Regions from separate parts of the Homo sapiens genome. Here regions 2, 3 and 4 are each linked to region 1. Evidence: chromatin contacts called from ENCODE Hi-C or POLR2A ChIA-PET data. All regions are on one chromosome and are shown on one strand. Each heading gives the region's core, a stretch centred on a gene start or an enhancer-like site at or near the end of the contact. The rest is flanking DNA. Distances are from core to core; before and after follow the strand shown. Region 1 holds the start of TLE3 (TLE family member 3, transcriptional corepressor). Region 2 holds the start of LARP6 (La ribonucleoprotein 6, translational regulator). Region 3 holds the start of KIF23 (kinesin family member 23). Region 4 holds the start of SALRNA3 (senescence associated long non-coding RNA 3).

Region 1 (2,882 bases), core at 161-2,660:
TCCGAGCGCCCGCTAGCTCTCAGCTCCTCATTAAGATGCAAAAGCGAACCTCCGGCTCCTAATGAGGGGAAAATATAGATCCGGGGACGCGCGGCCGGCTCGCGCGCGGGCTCGCGGACTTGCCGGGGAGGGCCCCGGGGGTCCCGCCTTGGCCGTCCACCGGGCGGTGCGCGCTTTGAGGTCCACTCCCTGCTTGCTCGTCTGCCCCGCCGTAACCCCGAGCGCGGGAGGGCGAGGCCATCGGTTTGCGGGCAAGCTGGCCCCGGAGTCGAGTGGCCTGTGCGACCAAGCGGGGGGTCCGGGGGGCCCGGGGCCGGGGCGAGCGAGCGGGGGAGCGTCCGCGTCCCTCGGAGTGTCCAGGCTAGCGACCGAGACACCTACAGGCTTCCGCCAACGCCGTGGCACTGCCGGGAGCAGGCTGAGCAAACCAGGTGGGAACTCGGAGTTCCCGGGCCTCGGCCGAGCAGGGTCCCGACCCCATCCCCAACCCCCTCAGCCTGGGGATGCAGTGAGGAGCCCGCGCGGCGAGGCTGCGTCGAGGGTGAAGTTGTGCCCACGGGGAAGGCGCCCCGAATGGGGCCAGCCGTGGCTGAGCCTGTTGTCCACGGGCAGCCGGGCCCTTCCATCTGCGCTGCCCGCCTAGCCAGAGTCCCTCAGACTTCTCCTCGCAGGCAGCCGCCGCACATCAAAGGAGCTGTTTATTTGGCTTTCTGAAAAGAAGGGCGAGTGAACAAAGGAGAGCTGGGGGCTAATGTGGGGGAGGCGGGCAGAAGAAGGGGTGAAGAAAAGGGGACATCCTGAGTTCCGAGCAAATTTTTAAAGGTCGGAGGCAACTTTAGGAGCCACCGTTTTATCAGTCCTAAATCTTTTGAAGTGAAAACATTAAAGTGACAAAGTGATTGTTTGTTTTATAGTATCTAATTGGGCTGCTTTGCAGACCTAATGAGATTAGAGGGAGGAATCGTTCGCCGCCGCTGCAGAATAAACTGATACATTACTACCAGCCACAGGTTTTGAAGATTGTACAGCTTGTCTTATTTTCTTTTGTTGTTATTCCTCTGTCTTCCCTCTTTCCTCCTCCCGCTAAATAATTATTTGCTAGTAGACCGTGGGAAAAAAAAGGAGGAAAAAAACTCGAGCAGCCCAGGACTATAATATATATCTATTTATTATATGTCTTTCGGTTAATTCCTGATCTGAGGAGCGCTGTTTTTCACTCCCATGCGAAAGTCACCAGCGGGTAGGGCCTGATTGCTACTTTTCATGCATAGTTTTAGACACAAGAGGGCATTGTGACGTCGCGCCCAGCGGCACCCAGTCGTAGGCCGAGTCCCGCAGCCCCACGTGGGGGCCCCGCGCTCCCATTGGCCAGCGCCGGACGAAGCTGCCACATTATTTTGTTACTTTTCAGTCCCTATTTGGAACTGCTCTCGCGGCAGTTCAGACCTCGTGCTCGTCCCCTTCGCCTGTCTGTGTGTGGTATCCGTAGGTCCGGGGCACTTTTTTTTTTGGTGTGTGTGTGTGTGCGTGCGCGCGTGTGTGTGTGTTGGGTGTGTGTGTTTTGGGGGTTTGCCGGGGCGCGGAGAGGAGAGCCGGGCCGAGGGGAAGGAAGGAAGCCGTAGAGCTCCCCGGTCTCGGGCTGCGTCTCCCCTCCAGCGCTCTCCTGCCTGTGCGCTCCGACGCGGCAGCGGCGGTGGCGCTGAGCGCTCCTCGGTGGGGACGCGGTGCTCAAGCTGGGAGCAGCGAGAACCCTTTGCGGAGGCTTCCCGTGCCCGCTGGACTTAGGATGCCAGGGCGTTTGATTTGCACCTACTGAGCCCGGAGTTCCTCCCCGGCCCTGGGAAGGGCTTGCAGCGGCGGCGGCGGCGGCGGCAGCGGCAGTAGCAGACGGAACAGCAGGCTCTCCTCTCCGAGGGGGGGCGTCGAAGCGCCCGCGCCGGGCTCCCGCCCTCACCCTCCGGCGCTCCTGCGGCCCCAAGCCACCACCTCGTAGCCCGCCTCCTTCCTCTTCTCGCCGCGAGCCCCAGGCCCGGACGCCTCTAGGATCGGACCCGCGCGCCCCGGATGCTTGGGGCTGCCCCGGCGCGCCCCCCTACAGGCGCGACCCGCTGAGTGACCCGGAGGGGGCCCGAGCTCGCCCCAGGAGGGGCCCCCGGCCTCGGGACCCCGCGCCGGACCTGCTGGGGAGCCGACGATGTCCGCGCAGTCCCAGGCATTGACGCGCTCGACGCAGCCCAGGGAAGGCGGCCGGCCGCTGCCCGCCGAGCCCTAGGCGCACAAAGCCCGCGCCCGCCGCCCGGCCCCGGCGCCCGCCGACGACTTTGCCGCCTGCTCCGCGGCTCTTTGTCTCCACTTGGGGCGGGCGCCCGACTCTGGGATTTCGCTGCGAGAACGAGCTGGGGGGGCCGGGGGCGAGCTCTCGGTTTCCCGGCCGCCCCCCGCTCGGGCTCGGCTCCCCCCTCCCCCGCACCTCCCCGGCCCGGGCTCTCGGCGCTTCCACGCTCTCGGAATCACGACCCCTCCCTGCCATGTATCCGCAGGGCAGACATCCGGTGAGTAATTGCAACTCGGTTTATTTAAGCATCTATCATGGCAGGGTAAACGAGGCAGTTTATCTGGCACCTCCATTTTGCTTGTTGCTACCTTTATGGTGTGTGTGTTTGTGTGTGTGCTCTCACACAAAGGGGGATGCGGCCGGGGGGCGCCGTTGAGAGAGGAGGTTAATTCCGCGCGAGTGGCGCGGGGGGCTGCTTGTGTTCCAGGGGGAGCTGTTCACGCGGTCCCCGGCCCCGCTCTGAAGTCTCCCAACTCACCCGGCTTGTCTCCCGCCCCCGCCTTACTGGGGAGAGGGAGGCCCTTGGTGAAAGGCATGGGAGCCCCGC
Region 2 (2,882 bases), core at 270-2,769, 760 kb before region 1:
ATTCTAGTGTCCTTAAGAAGAGGGGCTGTCCTCGCTGGGCCCCTGGGTCTCTCCCCAGCCCTGCCCAGACACCCAGGACCCTATACATGGTGTTCTTTTACAAGGACACTGCCCTCCAGGAGACCTCATTTCCTAAGCCTATCCTAACTTGTCTTTCTATATCAAAACAAATGTATTGGTCCAGGGTTCTGTTGTTTTGGGGTCCCAGTGTGGCAAATTAATATGATAAATTATGTTTAAGGCTCTAAATAAAGTGCTACATGAAAGCAGATTCAGGTCTTATTCATTTCTTTTTCTTCTTTCCTTCTTTCTTTTTTTTTCTTTTTCTTTTTTTTTTTTTTGAGACGGAGTCTCGCTCTGTTGCCCAGGCTGGAGTGCAGTGGCACAATCTCGGCTCACCACAACCTCTGCTTCCCAGGTTCAAGTGATTCTCCTGCCTCAGCCTCCCGAGTAGCTGGGATTACAGGCACGTGCCACCACGTCCAGCTAATTTTTGTATTTTTTTTAGTAAAGACAGGGTTTCACCATGTTGGCCAGGATGGTCTCGATCTCTTGACCTCGTGATCCGCCCGCCTGGGCCTCCCAAAGTGCTGAGATTACAGGCTTGAGCCACTGCGCCCGGCCGGTCTTATTCATTTCTATGCTCCTGTCCCTAGTTTCTGGGTCACATTTGGAGAGGTGAGATGGAACTCAATTTGAAGTTACACGTGAAAAGGTGGCAGTGTTTTAGAACATCCTGACATTTCAATAGCTCCCTTTATTCATTCAACAAACATCTGAGTGCATACTATGTGCAGGGCATACTCTATAGGCCATCGGCTTTCGAACTTTTGTGAACTTCAGCATCACCTAGAGGCCTTGTTAAAACACAAAGTTCTGAATCATAGATTCTGATTCAGGAGGTCTGGATGAGCCCTGAGAATTCAATTTCTAACAAGTTCCCCGGTGCAGCTGATGCTCCTGGTCTGGGAACCACACTTGGAGAAAAACTGATACAGGGCAAGGCAGGAGCCAAGCCCCTGACCTCCTAAGACGCGGTCTAGGGTGGTTATTATGTCAAGGAGACTAACGATGGAAATTTTCTGATCTTGGCAGGCCAGTGGGGGAGACACGCAGGAGGCCTGGAAGCCCCTGGAGCTGTGGTCTCTGGCTGCCACCCCCGGAGTCAAGCACAAACAGAAGTCAGCTGTGCTGCGCCCATCCCTGCGGCGCCGTGAAAGAAGGCGCAGGAGGAGGGAGCCCTGACACCTCCTCTCGGGCTGGGGCCCCACAGCGGCGAAAAGACGGAGGGAGTGATCGGGGGTCGCGGGGATCCTTCCGGGACGGGCCTCCGTCGGAGGAGCTCCGGAAAGCCGCCCTCCACCTCCGAGGCCCCGCCTGCGCGGGCGCTCCACTAGCGGTCGGGGTGGTGGCGGCGGCGGCGGCGGCGGCGGCGGCGCGGGGCGGGGCGCCGCGACCCCTGTCCCTCCCCTGGGCCGAGCGGCAGGCGCGCTCGCACCGCCCCCGCCCCCTCGTCGCAGTCGCTGCCGACCGGCTGGCTGGGCCTTGCGGCGTGAGGACCCCGGCGGCGCCGCAGTCCCGCGAGCCATGGCCCAGTCCGGCGGGGAGGCTCGGCCCGGGCCCAAGACGGCGGTGCAGATCCGCGTCGCCATCCAGGAGGCCGAGGACGTGGACGAGTTGGAGGACGAGGAGGAGGGGGCGGAGACTCGGGGCGCCGGGGACCCGGCCCGGTACCTCAGCCCCGGCTGGGGCAGCGCGAGCGAGGAGGAGCCGAGCCGCGGGCACAGGTAGGCGCGGCGGCTGGCCCGGGAGGTGGGCCCCGAGGGGGCGCCGGGCCGCGCGCGAGTTCGGGGCGCTGACTGCGCGCGACAACTCCTCGGGCAGAGGGGGTTGAGTCAGCCCCGCCGCCGGGGAAGCAGCTCCGGGCCGAGCCCCTGAGTCAGAACCGGCCCGTGGAGGCAGCCGGTGCCCCAGCCCGCAGCTTCGTCGCCCAACCGAGGCTCCCAGGGCTGGCGGCCGGGATCTGAGGGGCCTGGACGTGGGGATGTTCAGGGATCCAGGAGGAGGACTTTCACGGGCCATCCAAGCCACCCCCTCCTCTGGAGGAGGCCTCTTCTCTGTGGGCTCCCTCAAGACACCACCTCCCCATCGCCGCAAAGTCCATCCCTACCCGCCTTCCCCTCCCCTTGCGAGTGGTCCCGCTTACCCTTCACTGCCATCATCGCCCTGCCTTTCCCAGTCCTGCTGGCTGCGCTCAGTCTTTAGGTGGTAGCAGGCCAGGTACAGCGGACACTTGCTGATGGGGGATTCCAGGAGGTGGGATTTCAAGGTAATTTGAGACGGATAGAGGACTTGCTGCTTTACTTCCTCCGCCCTGGGGGATTCCCATTTTCACACAGCCTTTCCCACCAGACCTTTATGTTTGCATCATCTTGCTGCCTTGCGGGGGGCGGGGGGGGGGTGTTCCTGGGTTTTGGGTAGTTTGGAGCTGCTATGGCACTTGTTTAACCTTGTCCCGGGTCCCGAGCTTTGTCCTCAGGCACCTTGGCTCCTGTCCACTAATGCCCAGGCCCTTAAGGACTGGTGTTTTGTTCCTGCTGTTGAAAGGAGATAAAACATAGACATAGACATGAGAGTGGGGAAATGACAGAACTTGCACATTCTGGTGGATGCCAACAGGCACTTATTAGGAGCTCTCTTTCTTCTAGGACCCTGTCCCAGGCGTTTAGCTGTTAAGGTTCTGCAGGATTGTCCTGGCAAGCGTATATCTACTTCACTGGGAGAATACTCAACTCAAGGGTGGAAGAATACTGGGCCCAGAGCCATTCTCTATTACTGGCTCACCCTTCCCCAGGTTAAAGGGTCAGACTTCTGGACCCAGA
Region 3 (2,882 bases), core at 180-2,679, 680 kb after region 1:
TTTGGTACCAAAGCTACCTACTTATTCTCTGATTAGTTCTATACTTAAAATGGCTTGCATATTTTCTTGAGCAACAATTTAACAGAGGCACTACAAATTATAACTGCCCACACTTTACAGACTGACAAGCGATTAACTTCAATACACTATAAAAATGCACATGGAGGAAACCATTCTTTCGTCAAGGGTTACGCCTGTACTTTCAAGGAACAACCAGTCATTGAATGCTCAAAACATTACTCTTTGTCTCCAAACAAAATCTGGTCCCAAACTGCCAATTTCTTGGTTTCTTAAGTAGGGGCAATCAAAAAGTTATTTTGATTGATTTCACCATTTCTCTAGCATCTCATCTTTTTCCCTTCACATTTATCTATAGGCTAGATATACATTTAACACATTAAAATTAAGTAAGATTATTGGCTTCGACTGTAGTTTAAAAATATTTTTCCAAACATATTCTCAGATGAAACACAAGCAAATTCGTGTTATTCAGTGCAAAATACTTTGTGGTGGGCTTAAGTTAAACTCAACGTATATTTCTTATATATAATTTTTTTCATCTAAAGATTTTGACTTCGGCCTCTTAATAAACAAGTTGTCTTTTGCAAACGACTCCCTAAATGGTAATAAAGCCAATCCTCTCCTTTGCACGACAAATATTTCTTTACCCAGGAATGATGCTGCGCCGAAAATATTAGCTTAGGAATGTGGGCGGAGGTTCTCTGCGGCCACAAAATACAGCAGAAGTAACTGGCCTGTGTAAGCGGATGGGCTCGGCCTCAAGGACAGGGTGCTCGGCTGAAAAAAAAGCTAGCGGCGATCACCGGTGCCAGGGCTCTCCAGAAACGGAGCCCATCTAACCAATGCCCAGCACACTCGCTCTGCTCCACACACGAGACCACCTCCGACCCGCACTAAGTTGGCCAACTGCACTCTGGAGGCGGCGGCAGCCAGCGAGGGAGAAGGGAAAGGCTGTCCCGGGACCCCGAGGAGGACTGCCCCGCCCCCGGGAACCGGGTGCGGCGTAAAACAACCCCGGCTCCGGGCCGACCCTTCCTGGCCCCTTGGAGGCCCAGGCGGGGCGGCGGGGGGCGACGCGGCAGGGGTCTCCGCGCCCAGGCTCCCGCGGAGCGGCCACACGTGGAGGTTCCCACTTTGGGGTCGCGGCCGCAGCAGCACCGGGCGGGATGCTGTCCGCGCTGCCCGCGTACGGCCGCGGCCTGAGTGGAGACGCCTGCCCCCAGCCCCGAGGCCTCGGCCCCCGTCCGCCCTCTCTCCCTGCTCGGCGGCCTCGTACTCACGCTGACTTCATGGCAGCAGGCTCCACGCCGCCCAAACGCGCATGCGGGACGGCTGGCTGGCGAAGACTGCGGGACGTTAGGACCGGCAGCAAGAACTAGAACTTCGCGGCTAAGGCGCGGTGCTCTGCGAAGCCGGCGGCGACGCTAAGAGCCCAGGTGAGCTCCCGCCTGGCGCATTTCAAACGGGCCAATCAGCGCCCGTCCGCAGGGAGAGGCAGGACCTCCGCGGAAGTGACTTCGCTGCCGGAAGTGGCGCTTGTCTCCTAGGCGACCGACGCTGAAAGGGCCGCGGAGTCGCGTGTCAGGGCTGGAGGGAGATCTTGAGGTATGGTATTTAAACTCTTCCGCCTTGCGATGACGAAACTGAGGGTTTCTTTTCCTCCATCACAAGAAGTTCAATGGAAGGGCCTTTCCAGGGTTGATTCAGAGGTCGGAATGTCGTTCTGGTGAAAAGTGTTGTATTCCTGTGCTGTGCCCTGCTCCAAGTCTCAGGCTCCGTCTCTCTGGCTCCCAAGTCACCACATTATCTTGGCGTCTTTTCTCTCTCTGATTCACCTTTCCTGGGTTTCCCTCCAGCTCTGTCCTATATGTACATTATTTTATCAAATCTTTTTTTTTTCCTTTTTTATTTTTTGAGGTGGAGTTGCTCTGTCGCCCAGCCTGGACTGCAGTCTTCAGCTCACTGCAACCTCCACCTCCTAGGTTCAAGCAATTCTCTTGCCTCAGCCTCCCGAGTAGCTGGGATTACAGGCGCGCACCACCACGCCCAGCTAATTTTTGTATTTTTAGTAGAGATGAGGTTTCACCATATTGGCCAGGGTGGTCTAGAACTCCTGACTTAAGGTGATCTGCCTACCTTGGCCTCCCAAAGTGCTGGGATTACAGGCGTGAGCCACTGCGCCCGGCCTGTTTTATCAAATCTTGATTGTGTTTGATCCTGGCCTTACGGAGATGAATAAAATTTGGTCCTTACCCTTAAGGGGCAACCTTTTGAACCTACTCTTGCCTTAGATGAACTGATTCTATATCACTTCTGTCTTTGACCCTAAGCCGATGACTACCAAATACACATCTACACCTGGGCTCTCATGGAACTCTAGCCCCTTCTCAACTTCCTAAAGGACCACAGCACTGGTAAGGATAGTCACAATGTCCTTGGCCAATATTGTTGGTGCTCAGGAAACGACACCCCAGAGTATGGCTCTTTGGCACACTGAGTGCTTTGAACTAAAGAAGACTGAAAGTGCCTCAGAGAAGCCTTAAAAGCAAAGTCTGTCTCTGACTTTCTCCTGCCCTCTTGTCTCCCACCCCTCTGTGTCTCCTAAAGCAAATAATAGAAACCAGAATTTCTGTTCCCCAAGGCGGGTCATGGAAACTAGAACCCCTTTTCTCCCAAGCAAGCCAGAAACATTATTCTAGAAAAACCTAGAAATATTAATCTAGCCTTCCCCCACCTTTTTGTGTAAGAGCTGGCCATAAAGACATTCTTTGATGTACCTTGTCATAAGACCCTCGTTCCAAAAGGGTCTTGCCCTACACTCAGGAAGAAGGAAAGCTGCACAGAGAGGCCAAGAAGAATCT
Region 4 (2,882 bases), core at 189-2,688, 520 kb before region 1:
GGGGACCACCTCACATAAGCCAGATGCCCCTCATCAATCTCAGGGTCTCATTACATGGAATATGAGAACATATTTCATACAGTCCACATTCCATTCTATTCAATCCACTGAAGCACAAAGACAATCCTCTTTTATCATCCTTTGCCTCCCCATGCCCAAACAGCCCAGTCTCCATGTATGGCTAAACCCAGTGCTGTGGGCTAGAACCAAGCTTAGCTTCCCAGGTGTCTCTAGGAATCATGCTAATAGGCTCTTAGATCAGGAAGATGATATATTACAAAAGTACTTGCAACAGAGACTAATTATTTGGAAGAAAACATCATGGGTGATATGGTTTGGCTGTGTCCCCACCCAAGTCTCATCTTGAATTGTAGCTCTCATAATCCCCACATGTTGTGGGAGGGACCTGGTGGGAGGTAATTGAATCACGGGGGCAGTTACCCCCATGCTGTTCTCATAACAGTGAGTGAGTTCTCATGAGATCTGATGGTTTTACGAGGGGCTTTTCCCCTTTTGCTCAGCACTTCTCTCTCCTGCTGCCATGTGAAGGATATGTTTGCTTCCCCTTCTGCTGTAATTGTAAGTTTCCTGAGGCCTTCCCAGTTATGCAGAACTGTGAGTCAATTAAACCTCTTTCCTCTATAAATTACCCAGTCTCAGGTATTTCTTCATAGCAGTGTGAGAATGGACTAACAAGATGAGTAAAGAGCAAGATAGGTTGTCATCCAACCCTCCAGATTAGAATGTTCCCTCCCTGGGCTGTGGTTAGATGGAGAGAGTAGGGAGGCATGGTGTTATAAAGCTACTGTCTCCAGCTCCTAATAACTCTTCTGTGCTCAGCTCTGCAATGGTGAGGCTGTGACTTTGCAACCCAATTTCCTTGTTGCCAGCTGCTGCCTGTTAGGTCCTGATAATAGGGGATGCTAAAAGGAGACCAGACAACAGGAAGATGGAGAAGAGATGTTCCTTCCCCATGCTTGCTGTTCCTGTCACCGTTATCCCAGCAGTGGAGTTGGTTCCAGTTTCCTTCGTTTTGCTAAGTTCCCACGATCAGCCCATCTCACCCCATCAGTTACCAGCAGCATCCAGGTAGCACCCTCTCCTAAGAAGACCAAGTCCTAACTTAGACCTTCCCTCTGAGCTCTTGTGTTGCAGCCGCATTTAGCTCATGCCCCCTCCTGAGAGATCTAGGTCCCAGCTCTGTGAACCCCCTCCTCGAGTTTCTTGAGGTACCGATACCAGCAGGCCGTTACCCTTTTCTGAGAAGTCTTTGTCCTAGTTTTGTGAGGGCGTCCTCCAGGATTCTGGGTTCTCATAGCCCCAGCCCTTTCCCTCTGTTCCTCTAGTCCTAGGAGTGGTGGCTGTTTCCTGCAGTTACTACGTTTGCATGATAACAGGTGTTCCTTTTCTTCCTTTCAGTCCTTTGCTATCCATCCAGCCAATTCCCTATATTAAATCCCCTTGTTGACTGCTAACAGGTATGAGTTTTTTTGTAGGGGGTGAGGGTTGATGAAACTGTTTTGGAATTAGATAGTGGTGATGGCTTCACAACATTCTGAATATACTAAAACTCCCTTACATGGGTGAATTTCAGGGTATGTGAATTACGTCTGTAAAAATATAAATCTTCTGTGTTGGAATGCCTGACTGGATCCTGGTTGATATAGCATTCATCAAGGAGAGTGTGATGGTTAATTTTGTGTCAACTTGGCTGGGCCACAGTGTGCTCAGATACTTGGTCAAAGATTATCTTGAGTGTCTCTGTGAGGGTGTGTTGGATGAAATTCACATTTAAATTGACGGACTTTGAATAAAGCAGATTGCCCTCCATAGTGTTGGTGGGCCTTATTCCCAGCAGTTGAAGGCCTGAATAGAACAAAAATTCCCGTTTCCCCTGAGCAAGAGAAGATTCTCCAGCAGACTGCCTCTAGACTTGAACTGAAACATCAGCTCTCCTGGATCTCCAGCCCTCCCTGCTGATTGTGGACTTCTCAGCCTCCATAATTGTGTGAATGTGAGCCAGTTCTTTATAAGAAATCTCTTGGCCAGGCACGGTGGCTCACACTTGTAATCTCAGCACTTTGGGAGGCTGAGGTGGGTGGATCATGAGGTCAGGAGATTGAGACCATCCTGGCCAACATAGTGAAACCCTGTCTCTACTAAAAATACAAAAATTAGCTGGGTGTGGTGGTGCACACCTGTAATCCCAGCTACTCAGGAGGCTGAGGCAGGAGAATCACTTGAACCCAGGAGGCAGAGATTGCAGTGAGCCGAGATGGCGCCACTGCACTCCAGCCTGGTGACAGAGTGAGATTCCATCTCAAAAAAAGAAGAAATCATCTATCTATCTTTCTATTATCTATCTAGCTATCTATCTGTCTATCTATCTATCTATCTATCTATCTATCTATCTATCTATCTATCTATCTATCTGTCTATCTCCTATTGAGTCTGTTTCTCTGGAGAACCATGACTAATACAGACAGGTAGCTGTTGTTGGGTCCCAGGGAGAAGAGAATGAGCCCTGGTGAGGCCCTGACAGATTTGCGGGATCTGAGAATACGGGCACCTATGTCTGTGTTTCCTGGTAGGGCTTCAAGGGGTGGCAAGATCGTAGAGAACTGATGGCTTCAGTTGTATGGAGCATCTAGGCAGATGAGATCTCACAGCATTTCTCAATTCTTATGTCACAAGAACAGAATGATTGCCAGGAGCTTGAGAGTGGAACAGAAGTAGCAGAGAGACTTTTAAGGACCACTGACTGAGGACTAGATGGGACAATGGACAAGTTAGTGACACGCTTCGATGATATTGAGGACTTAAAAGATCACCCCTCCCATTGGAGCCTTGGTTCTCTGCAAGTCCTTTGTAAATTTCACCCC

What was found. A loop is a pair of places that touch in the nucleus more often than their neighbours do. ChIA-PET counts read pairs that join two places held with the same protein, here RNA polymerase II (POLR2A). Pooled maps may share reads with other maps.
Region 2: a map of chondrocyte shows a loop between it and region 1 (6-fold over the local background). The contact joins the promoter of LARP6 here to the promoter of TLE3 in region 1. A Hi-C loop is called at or near these places in 1 of 168 maps with a recorded cell type or tissue (chondrocyte) and 3 of 50 pooled maps. POLR2A ChIA-PET finds 5 or more read pairs at or near these places in 2 of 52 experiments (A673 and WTC11).
Region 3: a map of CD8-positive, alpha-beta T cell shows a loop between it and region 1 (7-fold over the local background). The contact joins the promoter of KIF23 here to the promoter of TLE3 in region 1. A Hi-C loop is called at or near these places in 4 of 168 maps with a recorded cell type or tissue (CD4-positive, alpha-beta T cell, CD8-positive, alpha-beta T cell and naive thymus-derived CD4-positive, alpha-beta T cell), 4 of 37 single-sample maps with no recorded cell type and 14 of 50 pooled maps. POLR2A ChIA-PET finds 5 or more read pairs at or near these places in 2 of 52 experiments (MCF 10A and OCI-LY7).
Region 4: a loop to region 1 is called in a map of Caco-2, with 4 times the contacts of the local background. The contact joins the promoter of SALRNA3 here to the promoter of TLE3 in region 1. A Hi-C loop is called at or near these places in 1 of 168 maps with a recorded cell type or tissue (Caco-2) and 2 of 50 pooled maps. POLR2A ChIA-PET finds 5 or more read pairs at or near these places in 1 of 52 experiments (WTC11).

The regions. Positions count from the first base shown.
Region 1 is chr15:70,096,445-70,099,326 of GRCh38, reverse strand. It overlaps TLE3 (TLE family member 3, transcriptional corepressor), which reads left to right and starts at 1,410. Exons shown (of 20, transcript NM_001105192.3): 1 at 1,410-2,552. The coding sequence starts at 2,529. RefSeq lists enhancers at 1-90, 178-1,152 and silencers at 83-232, 303-382, 1,972-2,141, 2,152-2,271.
Region 2 is chr15:70,852,794-70,855,675 of GRCh38, reverse strand. It overlaps LARP6 (La ribonucleoprotein 6, translational regulator), which reads left to right and starts at 1,519. Exons shown (of 3, transcript NM_018357.4): 1 at 1,519-1,787. The coding sequence starts at 1,588. It also overlaps a transcript of LRRC49 not described here. RefSeq lists an enhancer at 1,629-2,130.
Region 3 is chr15:69,412,896-69,415,777 of GRCh38, reverse strand. It overlaps KIF23 (kinesin family member 23), which reads right to left and starts at 1,429. Exons shown (of 24, transcript NM_001367805.3): 1 at 1,302-1,429. The coding sequence starts at 1,312. KIF23-AS1 (KIF23 and PAQR5 antisense RNA 1) reads left to right here and starts at 749. Exons shown (of 2, transcript NR_132971.1): 1 at 749-1,626. RefSeq lists silencers at 1,030-1,109, 1,140-1,259.
Region 4 is chr15:70,614,103-70,616,984 of GRCh38, reverse strand. SALRNA3 (senescence associated long non-coding RNA 3) reads right to left here and starts at 1,438. Exons shown (of 1, transcript NR_126481.1): 1 at 418-1,438.